3 separate regions of the Homo sapiens genome follow, and regions 1 and 2 are each linked to region 3. The links are chromatin loops, found by intact Hi-C in ENCODE. Cell type or tissue: PC-9. All regions are shown on one strand. Each heading gives the region's core, and the rest is flanking DNA. Links, peaks and the distances in the headings are about the cores only. Region 1 overlaps HMGXB3 (HMG-box containing 3). Region 2 overlaps HMGXB3 (HMG-box containing 3). Region 3 overlaps PDGFRB (platelet derived growth factor receptor beta).

What was found. Peaks named below come from ENCODE experiments on the same cell type or tissue, not always from the same donor. Only the 100,000 strongest peaks of a DNase experiment are listed, where the experiment ranks them.
Region 1: a loop joins it to region 3, with 5 times the contacts of the local background. A loop is called at or near these places in 4 of 110 quality-filtered maps.
Region 2: a loop joins it to region 3, with 4 times the contacts of the local background. A loop is called at or near these places in 5 of 110 quality-filtered maps.

The regions. Positions count from the first base shown.
Region 1 is chr5:150,017,076-150,027,271 of GRCh38, reverse strand. It overlaps HMGXB3 (HMG-box containing 3), which reads right to left. Exons shown (of 20, transcript NM_014983.3): 6 at 8,575-8,706; 7 at 2,592-3,010; 8 at 391-566; 9 at 155-252. It also overlaps the pseudogene RPS20P4. Among named protein-coding and RNA genes, the nearest start is that of HMGXB3, 21 kb to the right of the region's middle. In PC-9, for the core only: no CTCF peak of the experiment used is centred there; DNase peaks (open chromatin) are centred at 4,931 and 5,321; H3K4me3 peaks cover 1,952 bases; H3K27ac peaks cover 3,963 bases.
Region 2 is chr5:150,046,248-150,053,443 of GRCh38, reverse strand. HMGXB3 (HMG-box containing 3) reads right to left here. Exons shown (of 20, transcript NM_014983.3): 17 at 5,687-5,820; 18 at 4,759-4,875; 19 at 2,983-3,192; 20 at 316-1,719. The coding sequence ends at 1,252. It overlaps CSF1R (colony stimulating factor 1 receptor), which reads left to right. Exons shown (of 21, transcript NM_001288705.3): 21 at 1-149. Among named protein-coding and RNA genes, the nearest start is that of CSF1R, 37 kb to the left of the region's middle. In PC-9, for the core only: no CTCF peak of the experiment used is centred there; a DNase peak (open chromatin) is centred at 3,013.
Region 3 is chr5:150,107,152-150,117,347 of GRCh38, reverse strand. It overlaps PDGFRB (platelet derived growth factor receptor beta), which reads left to right. Exons shown (of 23, transcript NM_002609.4): 23 at 1,402-3,509. The coding sequence ends at 1,585. It also overlaps a transcript of CSF1R not described here. Among named protein-coding and RNA genes, the nearest start is that of CSF1R, 26 kb to the right of the region's middle. RefSeq lists a promoter at 3,300-4,078, enhancers at 3,990-4,739, 5,450-5,962 and a silencer at 7,008-7,302. In PC-9, for the core only: no CTCF peak of the experiment used is centred there; DNase peaks (open chromatin) are centred at 3,937, 4,637, 5,007 and 7,217; H3K4me3 peaks cover 328 bases; H3K27ac peaks cover 1,797 bases.

The DNA of each region.
Region 1 (10,196 bases), core at 2,887-7,886, 91 kb after region 3:
TTACTTAAAAAACAGATAAATCATTCATGTTAACCTCCACCCAGAGGTCTGCCAACGTGTAAGAAATGGGATGTGCCTTTACCTATAGCTTTGATACATTACATGGAAGCAGCCAGACCCTCAAACAGCTCCCACTCTGGAAAATGGGCCTTACCTTCACCTCACCAGGGCCAGATGGCTGTTGAATGGGCTGGCCCAGCTGCTTCAGTGTGCTTGGCTTCAGACCACAAGTCCTCACAGAGGGAGTCTTATCTGAGAGAACCAGGAGCCAAACTGGTGACTTAAGTGCATTCAGAGTCTCCCCAAGTCTCTATGTCCGTTCTCAACCCCCCACTCCTGTCCCTTTCCTGTCAGACAGCCCCTCCATCCCAGGTATGTCCCAGCCCTTACCACTCAGGGAAAAGGCCTGCCTGGCCCTGGGCAGTCCCATGCTGCTGCCTCGCCCCACGTTAACTGGGGCTGGCAAAATTGCTCTCATGGGTCTTGCTGCAGCCAGTAATGAGGGCTTGCCCCGTGCTCTGCCTTTAAGCTCTGGAGCTCTGGACCCAGGGGTAAGCAGGTCAGCTCTGAAAAGAATAAGAAGAGAAATCTGGAAATTCTGGAACAAAGGGAAGAAAACCAAAGCGCAATCTCTACATAGTGCTTTCTTAGAGGATAGTATTGGGGTTAAACTGTCAAGCTTTAGACAGATTGAGTTCAAATTCAACCACTAAATAGCTGTGTGGCCCTGGACAAGTAATTTCATTCTTCTGTTAACTTCAAGTTTCTAATATGTAAAATGGAACAGTAATTACCTATACAGTATGGGGTCATTGCGAAGACACAGAAGTGTAAAACGATGTCTACAGCGTGTAATGCCAATCGCTATTATAGCTGTAACATCTAATCTACCTCTAGTTAGAGCATATACTTATGACAGCAGCTTAGAGACCCTAGAGAACAGAGTCCATGTTTGCTTCATCTTTGCAGCACCAATGTTGAGCACATGGCCTATACCACAGAGGAGGCCTCAATAAACATTTGCTAGAGTGATTTACGTGTCTCAAACAAAAGGTCTAAAGTGCACAGCTTCATCCTTTAAATATACAAAACCATCGCCAAAGTATATTGCTACATGATTTTTTTTAAAAAAAGCAAGATGGGGCCGGGCGCGGTAGCTCACGCCTGTAATCCCAGCACTTTGGGAGGCCAAGGCGGGTGGATCACAAGGTCAGGAGATCAAGACCATCCTGGCTAACACGGTGAAACTCCGTCTCTACTAAAAATACAAAAAATTAGCCAGGCGTGGTGGCAGGTGCCTGCAGTCCCAGCTACTCGGGAGGCTGAGGCAGGAGAATGGCATGGACCCGGGAGGCGGAGCTTGCAGTGAGACGAGATGGCGCCACTCCAGCCTGGGCGACAGAGCGAGATTCCATCCCAAAAAAAAGCAAGATGTATTTGGGAGGCCAAGGCGGGCGGATCACCTGAGCCCAGGAGTTCAAGACCAGTCTGGGCAACATGGCAAAACCCCATCTCTACAAAAAAAAAAATACAAAAATTAGCCAGGTGTGGTAGTGCGTGCCTGTAGTCCCAGCTACTCCAGAGGCTGAGGTGGGAAGATCGATTGAGCCTGGGAGGATGAGGCTTCAGGGAGCTGTGTTCGCACCACTGCACTCCAGACTGAATGACAAAGAGAGATCCTGTCTCAAACAATAAAAATAAACATAAAAATAAAAAACAAGATGTAGAAGTATGTATGTTGTGCTATGATTTGTGTTAAAAAAAAAATGGGAAAAATATATATACACACACACACATACATATTTGCATACAAGGTATACAAGGTATTCTTATTTTTCCAGGAAAAGCCAGCCAAAGTTAAAAGTGGAATTGGCTTCTGGTGTTCATTGCGGGCACAATTGTTACCAGTTGAGAACCATTGATACAAATAAGGGTCTTCAGTTACAAGAACACAACTTCCTCAGGGAAGGGATATACACAGAATCCAATTAAGCATTTAAGGAGGAAAAGGGGAGAAAAAGATAGTGACTTCCTCCGACTTGCAAGGTACTTGGTTGCATGTTTTATATACAATCTTCAGTTTGTACAGTCAGCCTGTGAGGATAAGATTTTCTAATATCCAACTCAAGATTCTTCAGAGGAGAGAACTGAGGTGAAGAGACATGAAGTGACAATGCCCAAAGTCAAACAGAAGCCAGAAACAGTCAGAACCAGTACTGAGTTCTCTGACTATAAGGCCAGAACTCTTTCTACAGGATGCTTTAATAAAGATTCTCTTTCCAAATCCAGTATCCAGGACTGGTAACTCATAGTTTTAATACTGCCCAGAGCCTATACCAGCAAGACTCTAATTAATGCTTTAGGGAGACTGACAAGAAGAGATGTGTAAGTAATCTGACAGCAGTACATGAATAGCAGAGTCCGGGGGAAGGGACAATCTTTATATATCTCTAGGCCTTGGTTTCTGTATCTCTAAAACAGGAACCATTGCCTGGTCTCTGCTGCCTCTCTCAGGCATGCTGTACAGACATGAGATAAAAGAAACATGGGGCATTTCCAAAGCCCTATATTATACAAACACACTGACTTACCCTGTAGGTTTTTTAGGAGCAGGGAGTGGACTGGAGGTACTTGTCCCCTCGGATGGTGTTGGTACGTCTGCTCCAGGACTGTCATTGTCAGTTGTCCCCAGAGTGACCTCAGGCTGCACACCACTTTTGACGACTGGCGTCTTAGTGACTGCTGTACCACAATTCCCGGGAGCTTCCTTAACCAAAACATGGGCATCGGAGATGATCACTTCCTCCCACTCACTCTCCTCACCTACTTCTCTGGGAGGAGCTACGTTCAGGAGCTGGCTTACAGCTTCCGAATTCTCCAGAGTCAGTTTGGAGGCATTTTCCTTAGAGGAATTTTGCTCAGTGGTGACAGGTTGCTGATTTCTTTTCACCACAGAGCCTTTGGAAGAGACGCCAGAAGCCAATTCCACTTTTACTTTGGCTGGCTTTTCCTAGAAAAATAAGAATACCTTGTATACATAAGGGATTTTACAGTTGATGACATTCACAAACATTCTCTCATTTTTAATAACATATGGGCAATAAATAAGGAAACTAAGGTCCATGAAAGGAAGAAGTTAACTTAAGATCTCAAGTGTAAAACTAGCCTGAATCTAAGTTTTCTGGCTACAGGTTCCTTTCACTATAGCATTAAATGCCTTCGTTTGAATAAAACTGTTCATCTTCTAATGAATTCTTATTGAAAAGCTTCTCCAGGTTTCATCAACCAAATGTTGGCATTTTTTAGGTTTACATTTAGTTTTACATTATTCAAAGGCTACTTCTGTGTGTCTAGAAAGAGGGTGACATACTGCCATACAGGGCCTAAAAGCCCTAAGTTGTTCACCTTGGTGGTCCTTTTATGAGATTCAGTTAATCCCAATGTGGCCGCAACCTCATGTGGACAGATTCAAATTTTCCCATCTCCTTTGGGAAAAATTCTGTTTTTTGTCCCAGATTCTTTAAGGAGAGTCTTAAGAATGACTTGCACATATGTCACATACTTTGCACTGGATCAAATTAACTCATGCATTATTATGTGCTACAAATATTCAAACTCACTAAAAATGGCAGCTGCTATTTCAGCTAGACCTGGCTTTAAAAAGTCCTTGGTGTCTTAGCTTTTATCCAATTAGCACTGCAGTGGAAATAATAGTATTATATATACACACATACGCTTTTAAAAATGTTTTTAAATAGTGGTTGTCTTCAGAAAGGTTTTCTACCCACCATGTATATCATAAAGGGCACTGTAAACTAGGAAACATAAAGGCTGGGTTCTATCAAGCTTAGCTCCACTCCTAATTAGTTATGTGGTATAAGGCAAGCTTCAATTGAATCCTCATTTCCCCTTATGAAATAGCAAAGGGTTGGGCTCTCAGTATTTGTCAACAGGAGCCAGACAGCATTTTGGGTGACCTAATTCTATAGTGTGTAGGACCTCCCTGCACATTACAGAAAGTTTAGTGTCTGTGCCAATGTCACTAAATTTCAATGATTTATCTCCCAGTCGCTTACTACCCAAAAACCCCTCAACATTTCCAAAGCCATCTGCATACTGCACTTCTAGTTCAGAACTGGTAACAGCCAGGCGTCATGGCTCATGCCCGTGATCCTAAGTCTTTGGGAAACTGAGGCAAGAGGCTCACCTAAGCCCAGGAGTTCAAGACCAGTTTGGGAAACATGGCAAGACCACATCTCTACAAAAAAAAAAAAAAAAAAAAAAATTAGCCAGGCATGGTGGTATGCAGCCTGTGTGCCTGTGTTCCCAGCTACTCGAGAGGCTGAGGTGGCAGGATCACTTGACCCCAGGAGGCTGAGGCTGCATGAGCTGTATTCATGCCTGGGTGACAGAGCGAGACCCTGTCCCTGTCTGGAAAAAAAAAAAAAAAAAAAGAGCCAGTAACAGGTGACCTCTTAAGAGCTCTTTGGTAAAGCATTCTCAGATTCTAACACATAATAGCCCCTAAGAGTGAGTTAACATGGAGAAAAATTCCAAGTCAAGTGCACAGAGCTTATTTACTGCAGGAGAGGGAAAATTTAGCAGAAAAACAGGAGACTAAACTCATTTTTTGAGATAAGATTTTTGAGCAAACACTGCCTACTAAGTAGGCTATTTTAGACAAAAATCACCACAGAAAGATTGGGTAATTTAAGCAATCTGAGCAAAACAACTCTACCTGGTGATCTCACATTTCATTAACTCAGCCTACTCATTTTAGATGTTACTTTCAAAATTCTCTGAGGCTGCAGGCTCAGAGAGACCTCAACTGCTGCCATCAGAGAGCCTTAAGAATGAAGCCTTGAGCTAAACAGCCTTATATACTATCTTTTGTTTTATCCAACTCATTGGGAACTATGCCACATATTTCTTGGGCTAATTTTAGCCAGTATGAACTCTAGAACAATACAACAAAAGGTGAGTCATTTCCTGGCTGGCACAAACACACTTGGAGCTTTTAGAGACAAATTATACTTGCTGCCTCAAAAATCAGAATTCAAGAAATCTTATTAATAGATCGGGGTGTCCAATTTTGGCTTCCCTGGGCCACATTGGAAGAACTGTCTTGAGTCACACATAAAATACACTAACACTAACAATAGCTGATGAGCCTAAAAAAATAAAAATAAAATAATCACACACAAAAAAATATAATGTTTTGCTCTTTGAGGAAGACACAGTCATAGGTGGTGCGGAGCTGCGGTCCGCCCGCTCCTGCCCGCTCCTGCTCCTGACTCACCGCTGTTCTCTCTCGCCAAGGAACAAGTCGGTCAGGAAGCCCGCTGCAGCCAAGGCTTTTAAAGACACCGGAAAAACACCCATGGAGCTGGAGGTGGCAATTCACCGAATTCAAATCACTCTAACGAGCTGCAACATAAAATCCCTGGAGAAGATGTGTGCTGACTTGATCAGAGGAGCAAAGGAAAAGAATCTCAGTGAAAGGATCAGTTCGAATGCCTACCAAGACTTTGAGAATCACTACAAGAAAAACTTGTGGTCAAGGTTCTAAGACATAGGAATGTTTCCATAGGAGAATCCACAAGCAACTAATTGACTTGCACAGTCCTTCTGAGATTGTTAAGCAAATTACTTCCATCAGTACTGAGCCAGGAGTTGAGGTGCAAGTCACCACTGCAGATGCTTAAGTCAACTATTTTAATACATTGATTACCAGTTGTTAAAAAACAAAAAATCTCAATGTTTTAAGATAGTTTATGAATTTGTGTTGGGCTTCATTCAAAGCCATCCTGGGCCATAGGTTGGACAAGCTTGTCTTACATTCTGCAGCTAAACAGCACAGCAATGCCTGAGAAGTGTGGTTTAGTGGAAAAGGCAATGGGATAATTGGCTGTGTGAATTTAGTAAGTCGCTTTTTCAAAATCTATTTTTCCTTAGCTGGAAACTCAAAAGAGTTGAAGTAGCTGATAATCAAAGTCAATTTATTTCTAAAATTCTAAGTGCACTGATGGTAAAATGTTACCTGTCTTCTCACACTCATTCTGTTTCTATAAGCTTTAGAAATCACAGTATCTACTCTTGACATGGTAATCCTTGCAGAACACATTGGTAAATTCTGACTTAGCAAGTCAAGATGGGGGAAGGTAGCTAAGAAAAAAATTGTTTTCATGCCATGAGCTTGATCTTAGTAAGAGAACCATGGCTCTAAAGTTTTTCAGGCTGGGCACCATGGCTCACACATGTAATCCCAACACTTTGGGAGGCAGGTGGATCACTTGAGGCCAGGAGTTCGACACCAGCCTGGCCAACATGGTGAAATCCCATTTCTACTAAAAATACAAAAAAACCTAGCTGGCTGTGGTGGCACATGCCTGTAATCCCAGCTACTCGGGAGGCTGAGACATAAGGATCACTTGAACCAGGGAGGTAGAGGTTGCAGTGAGCTGAGATCGTGCTATCCAGCCTGGACAATAGAGCAAGACTCTATCTTCAAAAAAAAAAAAAAAAGCTGTTTCAGTTAAAGCCAGGTATGATGGTATGATGTCATATGCCTATAGTACCAGCTACTCAGGAAGCTGAGGCAGGAGGATCACTTGAGACCAAGAATTTGAAATGGGCCTAGGCAACATAGCAAGAGACTCTGTCCCAAAAAAAAAAGTTATTTCAAAGTGGAAAAAAAACCACACATACAAGAAATGAAAAAGAAAGCCACACATACAAGAAATGAAAAAGCCAAAGTAAAAATAGCCTGAAGGAGGGATAAGCCCACAGTGATCACTGACAGTCTTTCATGTATAAGCACAGGAAATATGGTCATTTGAGACCTGTTTCGCATTGGTCAAGAAAGGCCAAGGAAGATTCTGACTACTATCCAGTTCAATCTCCCCACTGCAGTTAGAGAACTGCCTTTTTGGGGAATACATTGTGAATACACTGATGGCTTCAGAGAGGCACATCAGAGAAGATGGCACAAGAGCCTTAGACAAAACCCCCTGTGAGACATTAGCACTAGGCCCTTCCTGACAACATGAAGAGCAATAGTAGGGCTAATAATTACATTGATGTCTATCATGATGATAGCAGGACATTCACTGAGGATTTAATATGTACCAGAAACTGCCATTTAGTCTATATGGATAATCTTATTTGACCCTGCTAACATCCCTAATGAAGTAGGTACTAACTTCCATTGACAGATGAGACAAAACTTAAATCCAGGAACAGATATAGAATGTCTTGACCAAGATTACATAGTTAAAAACCTTGGGAAGCAGGGGTCTGAACTGAGGTAGCTAACTCCAGAATTGTGTTCTTAATTATCCTGTCTCCTGGAATTAGTGCTACCCTGAACTTAGCCAGAAGCCAAAACACTCATCCAGAGGGCAAAAGTCACCATCCCAGTATTTCTCAAAGAGATGTGAAAATTGCCCCAGAGAAGTTTAAGGTATGCTGCTATACAAGGTTTTTCTACACATACAAGTTTGGACCATGCTGAGTTAAACATGTGATAATCACGAACCTAACCTAAGCCATTTTCACTAAAATAATGTCCTCTCTTTCCTTTTCTACCCACCCAAATTCTGTTGAATCTTCAACTCTCTCTCTTCTATAATACCTTGCCTGTCTGTCTCAGTCCTTATAAATGTCTCTCCTCTCTGAACTAGGTGAGAATTTACTGCCTCTTCCATCCATTTTAGCCCTTAAAATGTATAGTTTCATATAAAAAATGTGGCAAGTATATATGTTTTATCTAGTTCGCACCAAGCATACACAGGTGACAACATGTTAAACGGAACTTCAGAAGGGCACAGCAGTGATGCTCATTTATTTATTGAGTGTCTTCTATGGGCAAAGGCTGTGGGAGATACCAAGGTCATTAAGGAACTCACAATGTGACATAAACAGAAACATTGTTAACTGATGATGAGTGTTAAATAAAAATGTTAAAGACATATAGATACAGACATCTCTATATACAGACGGGGGGATGACAGAAACAAGTAAATAAACATGGTGTAGTAGTTCATGGAAATTATGAAACAGGTACTATTTTGAAGACTATTTAAAGGCATGATATGTTAAATTAAAAAAAGCAAAATATTATAGTATTGGAGATATCCACGAAAAAACAGAAAGAAAAATAAAAGGGAAAACAGTGCTCACAGTGCTGTAATCCCAGCACTTTGGGAGGCCGAGACAGGAGACTGTTTGAGGCCAGAGCAACAAAGGAAGACCCCATCTCTACTGGAAAAAAAAAAGAAGGGAAAGAAGAAGAAAAAAACAGATACAGAACTTATTCACAGAAAAAAAGACTGGAAAGAAGTACACCAAAATGTTAATAATGGCTTTTCTTTGGATGGTATATGAGTTTGGATAACAATTTATTCCATTTTTCTTTTGTATTTTTTAAACAAACTATATACAATGGAAATGATTTACTTGTATAGTCAGACAGTAAAAACAAATGTTAACTTTTTAAAAATCACCTGTTCCTAATGGCAAACAGAAAGTCTATTCTGTGAGGCTTCCAAAGCAGCAACAGCCAATGGACCTTACCTTTGGGATCCACTTCCCTCCTAGGAAGTTACCACAGGTAGGGCACTTAGGTGGCTTGTGCCTGGTGACATATGTAAAGGAGCACCCTGGGCTGGTGCATGTCCCATGGCCCCGGCGGGTATATGTAGTGGTCTGTAAATAAAGAGCACATCAGAATCAATAGAACAACCTCTCTCAGACTGATGACCACTATAATCACAGCAACACCAGGAGGTCACAAGCTTGTGGAAAGATAACCAATTCATAATCATATCATAAAAGGTCAGTGTTGGAAAGGTCCTACAATACAACAAATTCACTCTTTAGAAATGGAGAAACTAAGTTCAAATGGGGAAAGACAATTGCCCAACATTACAGTTAGGTACCAGAAGAATGAAGAAAGTGATAGTTGCTATGCATTGAGCTAGGCACCACACAATGCTAAACACTTTACCAATATTTCATTTAATACTCTCAGCAATCGTATTAAGTACGTATTATTACTACTGAGGTTTAAATGCTTTGCCTCAAATCATCAATCAAGGGCAGAGCTAGACCTAGAACCCATATTTCTCTATTCTTGGCCCAACATTCCTTCTATGCATCCAGCTGCACCCTCTGGCTCTAAATACTTCAAAGAATTTGCTTCATCTTCATTCTTCAGACAACCAAGGACCTGGGATTCAGAATAAAAATAGATCCATGGTCACTGAAAAAATAAGGGCAGTTCAGGACTATAAGCCAGGCCCTATCCTTTGATACTCAACAGAATGTAGTTATTTGCATATTAATATATATAGCCACTGGCTCTTATCATCTCCACTGATCTCCCTTTGAGCAAAATGTATTACTATGGGTTATAATATTTCAGCTACAAATAAAAACGACTCATTCATTAGTCATGCTCCGCTTCTAGATTAAGGCTGGAAAAAAACCCATTTCTCTGTCATATTTGTTCTGTCACATATGAATGTTTACTCAGCTATTAATCCCAGCTTCCCTAGCCCAGCCAAAACGCAAAAAGCTTCCTTGGGGAAACACCAAACTACCATTAGCTACCTCTGCAAGGAAGCCTAAGGAAAAGGCTTCAATTATGGCTTCCAATTATGACAGTGGTATTAAGTCAAGGATGAGCGTGAAGTGGTATGGCACCAAAAAGAGGAAGACCAGGCTTTGGGTTCCAATTTTGCCACTAATACACTGAGTGACCTGGTGGTAAGGAACCTTAACTCTTGGGCCCTGAGTTTCTTCCTCTGTAAAATCGCCTGTTCTTCCTATTTTATAGGCGTGTCTTGCTGAGAAAGTGAGATAAGAAATGAGAAAACATTCACTTAGATTCTACATGCTTGTGAGAGACTATTAATAGTGGAATATAAAACATCTCTGATCCTTTCTCAGGTTATGGCCAATGTATAATTCTCATTCTGAACACCTCAAGAAAGCAGAGTAAAAATTTAAGATAGGTTAGTTTCATAAGTAAATTACCATGGACTTGGAAATTCTTAACATTGTTAAGTAGGCTAGAGAAATGACTTTAGGAAAAAAAGTGCTAATGTTCAAGGATGACGTTTCAGTCCTAAGTATTAATCATAAAACACTTTTCTAGAAGTGCTTGGCTGACATTTATTAGAGCATGAAAGAAC
Region 2 (7,196 bases), core at 1-5,000, 62 kb after region 3:
CCCGTCATTCTGGGCTAGAAGGCAGGGGACCTTGGCATGTGGCTGGCCACACCAAGCAGGAAGCACAAACTCCCCCAAGCTGACTCATCCTAACTAACAGTCACGCCGTGGGATGTCTCTGTCCACATTAAACTAACAGCATTAATGCAGTCAGCCTCTGGTTCTTTGTGCCACATGAGTACCTGCAAATTCCCTGGAACGTCTTTCTTTCCTTCCCTCCTTCACATGAAGTGACGAGCTCACAGCTGTGGAGCTTGACCACACTGTGCCCCATACGATGTGCACGGAATTGACTCCTGCTACACCAAAACCAGATAATTTAATAAACTTTATTCTTGTTGGGGGAAGAGGGAGGGAAAAAAAGCCACCTACTCCACTCAATAAATTAACACATGGCCAATTCCCAGGCCCTAAACAAACCTTGGGCACTTGAGCCAGTCCTGCTGTTTCCTTATGGCCCAGTCTGCTTCCCCTTCATAGAAGGGAGTTTTTCCTACTGCTGCTAGGTTATGTCATGACCAGGGACCACATCCCCTCTGTGGAGAGGGTCCCAGGCCCAGAGAGGATATTGGCTGCAGCAGCAGTGGCCAGGGAAAGGAGGAAGGGGATGCTCTTCCTCAAAGCTTGGGGTGGAGAGGACAGTGCTGGAAGAGAGCTGTGGCTGACTGTTCCTCCCTCCTCAGCTTCCCCCAAATGTGGGTACAGGAAGAGCAAGAGAGAAATGCATCCCTCCTTCAGGGAGAATCAAGAGCCCAAAGGGACCCCTAGAGTTAATGAGGCCACCCAGGCCCCTAGTCAAAGGCAACAGGCTAAGCAATTCATCAGACTGAGGGGGCTGAAACCAGGGCTCCTCAGGGGTGGGAGAGACCTCAGCAGCCTTCCCACCTAGTGCTGGGGCTCACGCCTTAGCCCACCCAGGACCTCCACCCTGACCCACACCGCAGGCCCCACGGAACCCACCAGCTACGAGCCTTTCCCTCAGCCTCCCCTCCATTAAACATACCGTGTCCCCCAAGTGCTCTCTCGGGGCCAGAAGAGGTTTCCTGGTACCACTCCTGACCCCTGGAGGGTTGAGAACTGAGGACCCTGGGTCCCACCATGCTCAGGGAATGGAAGCTCTTTGGTCAGTCCCAGCAGTCAGAGGCCCTCCCCACAGGAGACCACTTCTGCAGGTCCCCTGGATAGCTCTGCCTCAGGCAAGGGCCTTACTATGGCTTGAGAGATGGTGTAGTCCCTGTACAACAGCCTGGCTTATTCTGCCACTGCGGCCACCTCCTCTTCCTCACCCTCCTCCTCTGTCTCTGTCTTGATCTGAGCAACCCCAAGGCGGTAGAGGGTGTCACGAATGACCACCTCACCAGGCTGGCAGCTCTGTACAATGTCATGGATCTGACGATTGACAATTTCGCGGCTGGTGAGGAAGTCCATGAGGCGGTTGTAGAGGTAATAGTGAGTGGCATTGTCGAAGGCAATGGGCCGCTGGCGGACACCGTTTGGTTTGCTGTCCACGATGGAGGCCAGGATGGTTGCGTAAGGTGCCAATTCAGGGCACAGGGCCAAGGAGTGGTGCCCAGCACTGGGGTCACCAGGATTGGGCTGTAGGCCTGCATGGACGATGCGCCGCGTGGCAGTCTTGGTGACTGGGTGCTGGATAGAGTGCTCAGTTTCTGTCATGTCCACAGTATAATGCTGGTCCAAGAGCTCTGGGCAGGACACACTCTAGAAGAGAAATGAGAATGCATTTTGATAAGAAGGAATGACTAAGGTGGAACCCATCTGGTGACGAGAACACTCTAGGCTCAGCCAGCCCTCTTTGAATCCTAACATCACCATGTACTGTGTCTCCTAGGCCAACCCCTGCCCGCCAGTGCCTCCATTTCCTCATGTGAGAACAGGGACAGTAACAGTGGCCACCTTCCAGAACAGATGTTGGATTACTTATGCTATTATTGCCCCCGGTCCATTCAGGCCAGTGGCTGCAGGGGAGCAGAAAGATCAGGCTCTGACTGAGGTTAAGACACTTTTCTGGAGTCCCCAGCATGCTCATGGAGCCAGTGAGCCCCAGGGAGTAATGACAATAATGACTCCTCCAAGGCAAAGCCAGAGGCCTTCACTTCCTATAATGCATCCTGGCTGGGGCACTCAACCTTTGTTATTCTTCCCTTCTTCCTAATTATCAGTTCTGACATCTATTTCAGCAAAGGCCAAAGGCTGGCCTGCTGGCCTTGGAGGGTACATGACTGGTGAGAAATACTGTCTGGTACAATATACCAAGACACAGAGACAAGGGCTCTGCCACTAATCTGCTGTGGGACCCGGAAAAGTCCATTTCCTCCTCTGGGCCTTAGCTTCCCCTTTTAATAAAAGGAGAGGGTTGGATAAGATGAGTGTTTTCTAAACCAGTGTATCTTCAGATCACAACAGGCATGCCATACAGTGTTATCCATGGTCAACTAAATGTAAGACATGGTGAATTAAACTAATCCAGGGCTGGCTGGGGCCTTTAATATGTCAGTGTGCACAATAACTCTCAAAGGTGGCAACTTTCTAGGCTTCTCTGGAAGGCAACCTCTTTTAACACAAGGTTTGGGATATCCTGGGCACACTAAGTGATATACTGTGGCCTCAAACAGAGGGCTTGGTCAGTAAAAACTTACGGAGTAGGCTGGGCGTGGTGGCTCATGCCTGTAATCCCAGCACTTTGACAGGCTGAGGCATGTGGATTGCTTGAGCCCAGGAGTTTGAGAACGGCCTGGGCAAAATGGCCAAACCCCATCTCTACTAAAACACAAAAATTAGCCAGGTGTGGTGGTGTGTGCCTGTAATCCCAGCTACTCGGGAGGCTGAGGCACGAGAACTGCTTGAACCTGGGAGGCAGAGGTTGCAGTGAGCCGAGATAACACCACTGCACTCCAGCCTGGGTGACAGAGCAAGACATGGTAGGCTTGAGGAGACATGGCAGTTCCTCAGGAGGTGACTCACCACAGGTGGCTCTGTGGGGCTAGAGAAACAGCCCTGGTTCCTCCCCCACATCTGGTTAGTCAGCTCTGGGTAGCAGAGGTCAGCACACAGGGCCACTGACGTGGCCATATCTACCACATAGACAGGCGGCCAGTGGCGGGAAGAGGCAAGCAGGTCCACATGGTCACGGGCACTCTCACCTCGCACAAGATACTTGGAGCCGCAGACCACCTGGGAGATGAAGGGTGGGGGGCGCAGGGTTAATTAGGAAGCCAGTCTGCAGAGAGTGTACAGTTCTCACTCGCTTCTTCCCAGGAAGATGAGCAATCAGCTTCAGGGCCGAAGCCATGGCCATCCTGCCAGAGCCCATGGCATGCTGCTCCCTTCCTACTTCTGTCCTTAAATGAAGTCACCAGCTCATCCTTGCCCTTCTGAGAGACAGCTGGGAGCATCCTGTCCTCAACTTAGGCTGAAAGGCACCTCAGAACATCTTTCAAAACCCCACTCTCTCCACATCACCTACCAGTTCACTATGCTAGCTACATAGCAGCAGCAGCAGCTAAGAGCTGGTTAAGAATGGAGATGCCTGGGCCCGAGGTCAAACCTAAGAAACTAAGGTCTCTGAAGTAGGGTCTAAGCATCTGTATTTTGAGCAAGCTCCCCACCAGACCCCAGTGGGCTTGTTGCCCAGATGGGAATCCACAATGTAGCCTAGTAAACACCTCCACTGACAGGGCCCCCCAAGCACCATTCCACAACTCTGGGTACACCCACTTGGCTGTCACCTCCAAGTGATGCCACTCCCATCACAGCCCCCAAGATCTACAGCTCTCCCCGTGCTGTCAGCTGCTTCTCATGAGATGATCCCCTGTCGCATGAACACAATTCCCTGAGCAGGCTCTGATCTGCCCAGAGTAGAAGCATTAAGCATCTCCTTCAGACACAGCTTCTGTTAAAGTAGTTGGGAACTGGATTCTCTTTTTACAGCTAGATCCCCCTGCTGACTCATGTGCTTCAGTGAAGGCTCTGATAAGCCACCTCTCTCCCATTCAGTACCTGTTAAGGGGGGGGGTTTCCGTTCCAAGATCTACCTGGGCCCACTCTGTCATCTAGTACATAACCTGTCCTGGAGCTAACCCAGTGCCACCTTGTCCATACCCTTCCACAGATTTCCCATTCAAAACCATCCAAAAGGTCCCTCATCAGTCAGAATAAAATACGAACTGTTACTCTGGCCTAGAGAGCTCTATGTGATCTGGCCCCCCGGGGGAGCCCTCCAACACCCCCTCCTCTCAGCTCACTCTGTCTCCCCACTCACGGCCTTGGTGGTCCCTTGGCTGTGACACTCCTTCCCTGGCTTACCAATGGGCTCCTCCCTATCCTGCAGGTCTCAGTCTTCTCTGCCACCTCAGACAGCAGGTTCCTCCCTGTTACTTTCTATCTTAGGCCCTTATCTAATTTCTTCAGAGCCAATGCCACAAGCTGTGGTGACTTTATTTCCCCACTAAAATATACGGTCAACTAGGGAGGAACGACATCTTTGTCATTCTTTATACAAGCTCGCCCTTATACCCTCAACAGCTGATGCCCAGGATGTGGTAGGGTGCTTAAAAAATACTGACAGAAGACCCAGCCTCCCTCCCTAGCCCAGGGGGTAGCACCTGACCCGTGGGCAGCTATGCCGGAGGTTGCCCAGTGACCTAAGTCTAGCCCCCCAAAACTGAGCTGGATCAGTCCCTGTATGGGAAGTTCAACATTAGCAAATTCACTCCAAGCTCCCCCTAGTTATTTTCTTACCTGATGGGGGCACACCTTGTAGATTTTACCACCTGTGAAGTGACGTGGGGGCCGTATAGCTCTAGCTCCATTCTGTACAGATTCGTAGAGGGCCAACAAGGAGAAGCAGAGCTGGTCCTGGAGTAGAAGGACAAGATTAAAAACATAAGGGCGAATGCTAAGGGACCACGGCTGGTGCTCAGCATCACACACTCACCCAACACCCAAAGCAAAAGAATAAACTGCCTGGGTCAGAGCGGGCCTTGGAGCCTCATCAGCCCAACCTCCTCTAGGTACAGGTAAGCAATCGGAGGCCCTGAAAGGATTAGGTCACAGACAAAGCCAGCCAGACTGCTGATCAAGCTGCCAGACTCTGAGGCCTGAGTCCTTTCACTTTTTACAGGGCAAAGAAACCATCAAAGGGGAGCTAACATTTGAATCTGATCTTGAAGGAAGCATAACATTTTCAACAGCACAGAAATATGAAAGGGAAAGTAAATAATGTATGAATAAAACACATAGACACATACACTATGTAACAGTAGGCATTTTCTAAGAGCTTGCATAGGTAGTAACCAGACACTGTGTAAAGTGCATTCCTTACAACAATCTCACAAGGTTAGTATTTTGGTTATTTCCATTTTACAAACAAGGAAAATGAAGCTCAAAATATAAAGCAGCTTATCCAAGGTCACACACAGTAAGGAGGAGAGCCAGGATTCCTGACCCCAGAGCCTAGGCTCACAACCTTCAACAGGAGGAACTGTTAGAGGCCAGGCCCCACATACATGTCACATCTAGCTGTTGACCATCTCCTAGGCATCCCTGACTGCCAGCACCTTGTGTCCAAGGCAGATGCCATCACAGATATTCATATCCCTGACCTAAAAAGTGGACCAATCAGCCTACTCCAGAAGCCCCGATATCCACCACTGCCCTTGACACTCACCTTGGAGTCTTCTGCCCCAAAGGGGATTCCACACTGCCTTAGCAGGTGCTGCAGCTTCTCTTCACTGTAGGAGCCAATCTCATCAAGCTTGCAGGTGCCCTCCTGGAGCAGCCTCACCAAGGCACTGCCACTGCCTGCAAGAGACAACAGTGCTGGTGGGAGGGTGCTGCCGCCAGTCACCAGAGGCCAAGGCTAGGCCCACAAAACAGCAAACAGTGGAAGCCAGCTCTGCACCAAGCCCTCCCCCAGTGCTGGCAGAGGTGGAACTCAAGTCAGGTCCACGCTTTCTGCAGATATTTGAAGTCTATTACAACTGGCTTTCTGCCCTGGAACATCTGAGTGAGATATCCTGCATACCGCCACTGAAAAAAACCCTAAAATAAGTCAGCTTTTAATCCAGTCTTCTAAGGTTTTTCAGAACCAAGACCTCAGATGCTTACCATGACTGCATCAATAAGAAAAGAACAGCAGCTCTCGGTTTAAAAGTGCCCTCTACACAACGTTCCTGAACCTGGCTAGCACAAGAGAACTATGTGGGGGCACCTTAAAAAAATAATCCCTGGGGGCCGGGTGCAGTGGCTCACACCTGTAATCCTAGCACTTTAGGAGGCCGAGGCAGGTGGATTATCTGAGGTCAGAAGTTCAAGACCAGCCTGACCAATATGGTGAAACCCCATCTCTTCTAAAAATACAAAAAATTAGCCAGGTGTGGTGGTGTGGTGGCGTGCGCCTATAGTCTCAGCAACTTGGGAGGCTGAGACAGGAGAACTGCTTGAACCCGGAAGGCAGAGTTGCAGTGAGCCCAGATCACAACACTGCACTCCAGCCTGGGCAACAGAGCAGGACTCCGTCTCAAAAAAAAAAAAGATGCCTGGGCCCTTAAAATATTAGCAGGAATATGAGGTGGACCTCAGTATCTTTTTATTTTTATTTATTTATTTATTTTGAGACGGAGTCTCGCTCTGTCGCCCAGGCTGGAGTGCAGTGGCGCGATCTCGGCTCACTGCAATCTCCGCCTCCCGGGTTCACGCCATTCTCCTGCCTCAGCCTCCTGAGTAGCTGGGACTACAGGCGCCCGCCACCATGCCCGGCTAATTTTTTGTGTTTTTAGTAGAGATGGTGTTTCACCGTGTTAGCCAGGATGGTCTCGATCTCCTGACCTCGTGATCCGCCCGCCTGGGCCTCCCAAAGTGCTGGGATTACAGGCGTGAGCCACCGTGCCCAGCCTCAATATCTAATATTAGGAAGCACTGTTTGAGAACCAGTGGATCACAACATATTAAGTGATTACAATATCAATTGAGTGGGTCATATCCAAAAATTCAAAAATGAAATAAGATAGAAAATAAAGAAAAATACTGTTTTGGGAATGTTGTTTCAGTTATACACACTTGCATATGTACGAATATCATTCTGCGTCATGACACAAAATGTATTTCTCACTATGGGTTACAGTTAAAAAAGGCGGCTATCACTCTAACCGCATTAGCTCACTTTATCTTCAGTGATC
Region 3 (10,196 bases), core at 2,404-7,403:
CAGAGGTTATCTATACTCTCTTATCTCTAGGTCCTGTCCTAGCCCCAAAAAGAAGAAGCAAACCTACTTAGCATCCCCAGCACCCCAGCTGTTACTCATGGCCAGCCTGAGGCCTATGTTCTGTTCTTCAGCACCACGCCCTGGGGCCAGAGGGAGCCTGCTTGGTTGTAGGAGTCAGAGGTGCCTAAAGGAATTCAGGACAGAATTCAGACTGGGAAGGAGATTCGTGGTTTTCTTTTGCCTTGGGAAGTGGTGAAGTTACAGCCCAGAGGGGGCTTTATAGGAGGACCCTGCTGTTGTGTGGACTTGATGTCCACGCAGGATCTCCCCTTAACTGGAGAGAAGGGCTCCCCATGAGGCCACGCCCACCTCCAAAGCGAGATCCAGCCCAAGGTGAAGTGGCTGGAGCCCCAGGCTGGGGTACTGTCCCAACTCTGCCACTAGCCGCTGAGACCTGGGAAGGCTTCTCCTCTGCGAGCCTCAGTTTCTCCATATGTGCCAGGAGTGCACACCGGCCTTAGAAGGCTCCGAAGGCCCTCATTGCTCTAACTGTTGAAGAGGCCAACCATCCAAGAGTCCCAGTGGATGGTGCAGAGGAGTGAAGTGCAGCGCTCACACAGCTTGAGGTGTGAATGCTCACCCTGTTTTGTGCCCTCAGACAAGCTGCTTCACTGTCTAAACATTGGTGTCCTCTTCTTTTTTTTTTTATTATTTTTATTCATTTATTTATTTATTTTTGAGATGGAGTTTCGCTCTTGTTGCCCAGGCTGGAGTGCAATGGCGCGATCTCGGCTCACTGCAACCTCCACCTCCCAGGTTCAAGCAATTCTCCTGCCTCAGCCTCCCGAGTAGCTGGAATTACAGGCATGCAGCACCACGCCTGGCTAATTTTGTATTTTTAGTAGAGTTGGGGTTTCTCCATGTTGAGACTGGTCTCAACCTCCTGACCTCAGGTGATCCGCCTGCCTCGGCCTCCCAAAGTGCTGGGATTACAGATGTGAGCCACCACGCCCGGCCAGTGTCTTCTTCTGTAAAATACAAACAGTAAAAGTACTTCTATTAGGCGGTCATTGCAAGGATTAAATGAGATAGCATACACCTTTAGGAGTGCAGAGGAGGGAGATGCTGGTGGGTGAGAAACGAGCTTTGGAGCCAGCTGACCCTGCTCCGAAGTTCCAGCTCCTGCACTTCCCTGCTGTGTGAAGTGGGGCAGTGATATAACCTCTCTGAGCCACACTTTCCTCACGGTGCAGGCCTTGCATAGTTTTCACAAGAGTTAAATGAGCCGGAGTGTGTGAAGCCTACGGTGCAGGGGTGGACACACCGAAGGCTCTTCATGACTGCTGCTGGAATCCTCCTGGGCTCCTTCCTAGCCCCTCACTCACTGCCTCTTTCCTCTAGCTCCACCCTGAATGAAGTCAACACCTCCTCAACCATCTCCTGTGACAGCCCCCTGGAGCCCCAGGACGAACCAGAGCCAGAGCCCCAGCTTGAGCTCCAGGTGGAGCCGGAGCCAGAGCTGGAACAGTTGCCGGATTCGGGGTGCCCTGCGCCTCGGGCGGAAGCAGAGGATAGCTTCCTGTAGGGGGCTGGCCCCTACCCTGCCCTGCCTGAAGCTCCCCCCCTGCCAGCACCCAGCATCTCCTGGCCTGGCCTGACCGGGCTTCCTGTCAGCCAGGCTGCCCTTATCAGCTGTCCCCTTCTGGAAGCTTTCTGCTCCTGACGTGTTGTGCCCCAAACCCTGGGGCTGGCTTAGGAGGCAAGAAAACTGCAGGGGCCGTGACCAGCCCTCTGCCTCCAGGGAGGCCAACTGACTCTGAGCCAGGGTTCCCCCAGGGAACTCAGTTTTCCCATATGTAAAATGGGAAAGTTAGGCTTGATGACCCAGAATCTAGGATTCTCTCCCTGGCTGACAGGTGGGGAGACCGAATCCCTCCCTGGGAAGATTCTTGGAGTTACTGAGGTGGTAAATTAACTTTTTTCTGTTCAGCCAGCTACCCCTCAAGGAATCATAGCTCTCTCCTCGCACTTTTATCCACCCAGGAGCTAGGGAAGAGACCCTAGCCTCCCTGGCTGCTGGCTGAGCTAGGGCCTAGCCTTGAGCAGTGTTGCCTCATCCAGAAGAAAGCCAGTCTCCTCCCTATGATGCCAGTCCCTGCGTTCCCTGGCCCGAGCTGGTCTGGGGCCATTAGGCAGCCTAATTAATGCTGGAGGCTGAGCCAAGTACAGGACACCCCCAGCCTGCAGCCCTTGCCCAGGGCACTTGGAGCACACGCAGCCATAGCAAGTGCCTGTGTCCCTGTCCTTCAGGCCCATCAGTCCTGGGGCTTTTTCTTTATCACCCTCAGTCTTAATCCATCCACCAGAGTCTAGAAGGCCAGACGGGCCCCGCATCTGTGATGAGAATGTAAATGTGCCAGTGTGGAGTGGCCACGTGTGTGTGCCAGTATATGGCCCTGGCTCTGCATTGGACCTGCTATGAGGCTTTGGAGGAATCCCTCACCCTCTCTGGGCCTCAGTTTCCCCTTCAAAAAATGAATAAGTCGGACTTATTAACTCTGAGTGCCTTGCCAGCACTAACATTCTAGAGTATTCCAGGTGGTTGCACATTTGTCCAGATGAAGCAAGGCCATATACCCTAAACTTCCATCCTGGGGGTCAGCTGGGCTCCTGGGAGATTCCAGATCACACATCACACTCTGGGGACTCAGGAACCATGCCCCTTCCCCAGGCCCCCAGCAAGTCTCAAGAACACAGCTGCACAGGCCTTGACTTAGAGTGACAGCCGGTGTCCTGGAAAGCCCCCAGCAGCTGCCCCAGGGACATGGGAAGACCACGGGACCTCTTTCACTACCCACGATGACCTCCGGGGGTATCCTGGGCAAAAGGGACAAAGAGGGCAAATGAGATCACCTCCTGCAGCCCACCACTCCAGCACCTGTGCCGAGGTCTGCGTCGAAGACAGAATGGACAGTGAGGACAGTTATGTCTTGTAAAAGACAAGAAGCTTCAGATGGGTACCCCAAGAAGGATGTGAGAGGTGGGCGCTTTGGAGGTTTGCCCCTCACCCACCAGCTGCCCCATCCCTGAGGCAGCGCTCCATGGGGGTATGGTTTTGTCACTGCCCAGACCTAGCAGTGACATCTCATTGTCCCCAGCCCAGTGGGCATTGGAGGTGCCAGGGGAGTCAGGGTTGTAGCCAAGACGCCCCCGCACGGGGAGGGTTGGGAAGGGGGTGCAGGAAGCTCAACCCCTCTGGGCACCAACCCTGCATTGCAGGTTGGCACCTTACTTCCCTGGGATCCCCAGAGTTGGTCCAAGGAGGGAGAGTGGGTTCTCAATACGGTACCAAAGATATAATCACCTAGGTTTACAAATATTTTTAGGACTCACGTTAACTCACATTTATACAGCAGAAATGCTATTTTGTATGCTGTTGAGTTTTTCTATCTGTGTACTTTTTTTTAAGGGAAAGATTTTAATATTAAACCTGGTGCTTCTCACTCACAGACTTTGTGGTCTCTCTCGGGTTTGGGTTCCTGCCCATAGGGAGTGTGGAGTGGGGCACATGAGGCTCACCCAGACGCAGACCCCCAGACAGGTCCCTTCAGCTCTGAGTCTCATTTCATTCATCTGTAAAGTGGGGATTTTCGCTCTCCCACCCCTCGCTGGAAGCTGGGGGGCCTAGACCTTGGGCTTGGTTTCCCAAGGTGGGAAGCGAGCAGGCTTTTCTGGCTCCACAGAGCCTGGCCTTGAGTCGGGCAGGAGGGTGTGGGGCTGCAGGGCTGCTCCAAGGCTCTGGTGCTGAGGCGTCTCACTGCCTCCACCATGTGCTTTGGCTTTGGCTATCAGCTGGGACACCCTCCCCTCCACTCCGCCCACAGGCCCGGATTGAGGCCGGCGTGCTCTGTGACAGGCAGCTGCTAGAGCCCAGATTCCAGGTCCAGGTGAGTCATGATCAGGCCCCAGGTAGGAGAAGGGCAGACAGAGTGTCCAAAAGCGTGAGAGCACGAAGTGAGGAGAAGGTGGAGAAGAGAGAAGAGGAAGAGGAAGAGGAAGAGAGGAAGCGGAGGGAACTGCGGCCAGGGTAAGGACAGGGGAGGGAATAGGGTGGCGACCAGGCTGTGGCTTTGAGGGCAGAGAGGTGTAGACCTGGCAGGACCCAGACCCCTCACGGCTGCAGCATCTCAGGGGTTGTGGGGCCGGCATGAGTCATAGGCTCTCCTGCCGAGCCCAGGCCTGTGGGACCCCGGCAGCAACACAGGGCCAGGGGCAATAGGGTTGCTGGGGGCAGGGGACAGAGTGCTAGGGCCCTCCCACCTGGGCCCAGAGTCCTGTACTTGGCTCACTTGAGGTGGACCAGATGTCAGCCTCAGATCCATCACTGTGTGTCCTTAGCCCCTCCCTTGCTCTCTCTGAGCTGGGGAAACGGCATCTTCATTTGAGTGGGTGCGGGAAGGACCTCATTTTGGAACCACAGGCCTCCCTGGACTGCCTCCAGGAGTCTGGGGCTGTGGCTTCAAGTGGGGAAAAGAATGGAGCCATGGGACAGCTCTGACTCACAGGCCCAGCCGCCAACTCAGGGGCAGCTGAGCCACACCAGGGAAAATACCCGACGGCTATAAGGCCTGGCCATACAAAGCCCACCATCCCAGGGATCCTGGCTTCAGAAAACACCCAGAGCCTGTGACTTCTCTTCTAGCTGTGGCAGGAGTTGAATGAGGTGATACCCGGATCTGCCTTGTAAAGAAAATAACTAGCCCACATTCCAGACAGGGATTATCTTTGCTGGTGCAAAAGCCTCTGTCTGGAGGTCAGAAGATCTCAGCTCCCTGTGTCTCAGGCCTGCTCCTTATGGGAACTTGAGTGGATTACACCACATCAGGCCTCAGTTTCCCCAGGGATAAATGGAGCTAGATGCCACACTAAGACAAAGGTTGATAAAAATCTGACTACCACTATCCAACAGTTACTATGCCCCAGGGCTGTCTGGTTGCTTCACACACATTAGCTCATTTTACCCTCCCAAAAGCCCAGTGACCTGAGTCCTACTATTATCCCATGTTACAGATGAGACACCAGTCCAAGCTGTTGTTGTTTTGTTTGTTTTTGTTTTTCTAGTTAAAGAAGTTTATTCAAGGGCAAAGTGTGAGGGTAGTCGTCAGGAAACAGGAAAACCAGAGAATGGTGATCAGTGCTTCCCTGTGTGGGGCAAGGTGAGGATGGTTTATATAGCCAGAAACGGGTGGGTAACACAATTACATTTTCCATACAAAGGTTAACGTAGAGCTACAAGATTTGATTGGCTACTATTGACTACACTTTAAGGGGGCTGCTTAACACTCATTTGTAAAGAGGTAATGATCACCAGCGTGTCATTTAGTCCAGGTTTGAATAAAGAATGGGGAGCCCGGTTAAAGTATAACATTCTCAACACAAAAATCAAGAGGCAATGGTCAGAGAGCAGTCCTGTGATGTGACTCAGTTTCCAGGGCTTAACTTTTCCCATTGGCATAATGAATTGGGGAGCTCCTGAAATTTTATTTTATTTTCACAATTTTGATTTGCATTCAAACCAAATCAAATGTGCATTCAGGGAGGTTTTGAAGTGACTTGCCCAAGATCATCTGGTCAGTGTGGCAGGGATGGGAGAGGAGCCCAGGTCAGACTGACTCCCAAGTCAGCACTCAGGGAGGTAAAGCACCCACCCAAATTTGCAGAGCTAGGGACTGGGGAAGCCTGCGACAAAACTCCTATCTTCTGTCTCCAGACCTTCTGGTACTGTGTTTCCCCAAGAGAAAGGATAGGAAAGGACTGGATGAGAAAGGAAAGCTAACATCATCTGAGAGCTAGAGAAAAATAATAAAAACTCATTTGTGGGAGGGCTTGGGCCTCTCAGGCCCCTGTGCAGAGGGCAGGCAGGGTCTGGGGTAACCACAGGTCAGCCCCTGCTGGGCTCCTGCCTCCCAGTCTCTCCCCTCAGGCGGGCCCAGGGAAGACGGGTGAGCTGGGATTTTCCTCCCAGACAGATGAGCCACTTGGACTGCACAATTCTTCCGCCACCCCACTCACGGCCGGGGTTCTTGTTCCTGGAAAAAGAGGGAAAGACTGAAAGGAGCTATTTCTGCCGGGGCCCTGACCTGCAGCTGATGAGGGTCTCACAGCTCCCATTCACGTCCCTTCTTCTTTGAATCAGGGCACCGTCTCTAACAGGCCCCTTTTATTTTAGTTATAATGTTCGGTTTTGCAATTAAAAATTATTTTTAATGGGCATCAGGATATTTCCTTCTGTCTTTGAATATGCCTTTTGTTTCTAATTTGTGCAACTATAACTTCACGTGAACCTCATGGATTCTGGCTTAGGCAAGTGGCTTCTATGTAATTAGCAGTGATTCCATCTTAATAAGGTCCTGTGATCTGACAAAAAAAAAAAAACTACTTGATACAAGTATTTATGTCATATATGCCTGTATTTAAAAATCCATTACCAAAATACATAATATAGAAAGAGAAGGTCTTCTTTGAGTATTTTTATATGTTAAATGCAGTAACATTTTAAATCTTTATTCTCTTTATTCAGCAACTCTGTGGTACAAATTTATCTTGTTGAAATTCTGCCTCTCACTATAAATAGTTTAGTTATATTTTTCAAAGTTGTTTTCTTTATATCCATACTAATATTTGTATCTGTACCTATCTACATAGAATATAGCTATAATCTTCAACAAAACTCCCATTTGTCATTGTGCAACTTTTTGTTTTTCACTTAACAATATATCATGGGCATACTCATAGGTCCATGGGAAATACAGATATTAATGCATTCATTTTGAGAGATGCACATAGTTTAAAAGCAAGCCTGTGCCAGACATTATTTAACCAATGTCAGAAATGCAAAATGCTTGTTCCCCAGTGCCACAAAGAAATAGCACTCGAACATAAATTTAATTTCCTCAGCAAGGCAATTTTTACTTTCTGCAGAGAGGGTGCTCCTGGCAGATGGAACAATGGCGAGAGCACACCTTGACAGGGGAGGGGAAGAGGTTCTTATTCCTGACACAGGCAGCCTCTACTGCTGCATTGTTCCCCTATTGGCTAGGGTTGGACCGCATAGTCTAAGCTAATTCCAATTGGCTATTTGAAAAAAAAGAGCAGGAGCATGAGCTGGAGTGCCGGGGTGAGTAGTTTGGTGGGAAAGGTGGATACGAACAGGTGGCTCAGGATGAGTCAGGATGGAGCAGGTGACTCAGGTCAAAGCAGGTGACCAGGGGAACAGATGTGAACTGATTAGGACTGGTGGGAAAGTTGTTTACTGAAACCAGAAGCAAGGGGGCGAAGAGATCCAGGAAGTTAAACTTTAAAATGGAGAATCAAAGAATAAGAGAGCTGAACATATTGACATACTGATTCTTTGAAGAGAAACTTGGGGTTCACTATATTTAACACCAATCTCCTACTGAGGGGCATTTGGACTATTTCCCATTTTTTAGAGTTATAAGTTATGCTACAATGGCCATTATTTATAAAATATGTTTGTTTTTGCATATTTAAGTATTTGTTTCCATAGCATAAATTCCTAGACATTGAGTTGTTGAGTAAAGAGAATAAACATTTAAAATGTCACTGAAGTCTAAAAATTCCCTTTTAAGTACATATAGTGCCCTGGGCGGCTGAGAAAATCAAACATACAAACAACAGAAACAACGTTATTTAATTCTAGCTAAGTACTCTGGACTGGTGGAGGAAGTATGGACCCTCTTTGGTTTATTGAGAAAAGTCATAAGTGGGTGACAGAGAAGAGTTGAAGACAGAAATGCGCCAAGCTGAAACATTCTCCTTGGCATAACCAGAAACACCCAGAGGACTTGGCAAGGCAGGAAGCTTCCCACAGTGCCATTCAGTGCTGCTGCAGCTCTACTAATCCATCATCCCACATCTAGACAGGGCATCCCACCCGTCGGGAAACCCAGCCTTCCCTCACCGCCCTGCTCTGCCCCAGTCCCTCATGGTGTAGGGTGTGCTCCTACCAGTGGTCCCATCGGATCCTCACGATTAGCCTGTGAGAGGAGCCTCCAGATGAGGAGGTTGAGGCTCAGAGCCATCAAGTGGCTTGGCTACAGTCACTGCAGGGAGGCTCTTGCCTTCCAGCCTCCCTGCTCCTACCTTCCCCGGGGGTGTCTAGGTCCAGTTCCAGATCTCAGAGTGGCCAGCAGGCTGAGCCCTGGGGTCAGGGGCCAGCTGCCTACACAGAATGTGGCTCCTGGAATTTCTTGGGTGGTGGGGGGGGGGCGGGCTTCTCCTTGGGATGGGGTTCTGGGGCCGCTCTGGGCCATGAAAGTTTCCCACAGCTTGGAAGAAAATCTGCCACCACTGTGTAGGGGTCTGGCGAGGGACCATTGGCCTGGGGCAGGGACCTGGGGACATCACAGAAGCCGAACTGTCTCCCTGTACCACCCCCTCCCAGCTGGCTCTTCCCTCACCCACATGTTCTTGGCATACAGGTCTGCCCTCTCCAGCAGCTCCCACCCCCCACCTGCTCAGGGCTCCTCGCCTTCTCCTGCAGGGCTTCACAGCAGGCTGCCCTTGCCCAGCTCCCCTTTGCAGATCCACAGTCTCTGGTTTTAGATTTTGTGGGTCTTCACTGCAGGAACTAGAAAAGTCACAAACATGGGGAAGTAACACAGTTTCTGGAAAATCACAGAATTCTAAGTCCCTTTTTTCCCCTCTGAAGAGACAAGAGGGAAGCTTCCACATCTGAAAATTTTTCTTTTTCATTCTTGATCTTCCTGAAGCATAGTGATGGTCTTGGTGTTCCCTTGCTCAAACATCTTCAGTGGCTCCCCGTGGCCCAGCAAAGTCGAGACTCCTTCATGGAATCTTTAAGGCCCTCCCTGATCTGATTCCAACCTCTCCTACTGCCTCTCCCACATCTGCCCTCCAAGGTCCATCCACCTTGTGTGGGCCACTAGCTTCCTGACCTCTGCCCCTTTTTTTGGTGCTACCGTCACCACCTAGAATGCCCAGTCTTTTATAGCTGAAGGTCAAAGTCTTGCTCAAGCTTCCAGCCCAGCAAAAGCTACTTTCTCCAAGAAGCTTTCCTCATTCTTCAGCTGAAAATGATTTCTCTTCGCATTCCTTTGTCTGTGCCTCTTATGGGCCCTCACATCTGTTCAGCATTCTTAGCCTCCCATACCCTGTGCACTCTTACGCCTCCAGGCCTTTACTGTGCTGTTTCTCCTTCTTGGAACATTCCTTCCTCCTCCCTGTATCTCTCCCCCAACTCCTCACCCTTCTCACTTCCTCTCAACTCAGATAGGGCCTTCCTTGACTCTTCTCTCCGGTGATCCCAGGACATCTTGCAACTCCCCCAGTGGCCTGGTTCCTCTCCTGGCTCTGACAATAGGCTGTGAGTTGCAGAAGGGAGGGACCACAGCTGACCTGTTCACCACCATGTCCCCAGGGCCAGGGACAGTGATTGAGAAATATCTGTTGCATGCCCTTCACCTGCATTATTGTCTCACTGGATCTGAGTCAATAGCCCCTTCCCCATTTTACATAATGAAGAAACAAGGCCTTGAAAGGCCGGGGACCTGGCTGTGGTTAGGAGTGGGGAATGAATTCCTGGTCTATCTGGCTCCAAAGCCTAGGCTGTTCCCCTTTACCCTCGATCCTCCTGAGAGCCCCTGCCATTGATGAAAGACAGTGGTTGAACATGTGGGCTCTGGCTCTGGGTTCCAGGGTTTAAAACCCAGCTCTGCCACTTAGCTGTTTAACTCCAGGCAGGTTACTTACCATCTTTGAGCCTGTCTTTCTTCATCTGTAACATGGAGTAATTACAGCTTTCCCCTAAGGTGGCTGGGAGAATCAATGAGATGATCTGTGCAAATAGCTCAGTCCAGAGACTGGCATGAAGAGTGTGCCCAATGGATCAACCAGAACAGTCCTTCTTCATGCCCCTGTGTTAATGCAATTATTAATAGCACCCCTTCCAGTCTCAAAGGTTCCAAATTGGATGACAAATCATGTTAATGTCCATAGATGTCAGATATTATCAGCTGCACTGTATAACACCACTTAGCTACTTGCCTTACCTCCCACCAGGCGGTGAGGTCCCTGCATGCAGGAAAGTGCTCTGAGCCTTGGCCTTCCTGGGCCCAGAACAAGGCCTGACACATGAAGCATTTGCTGAATAAATT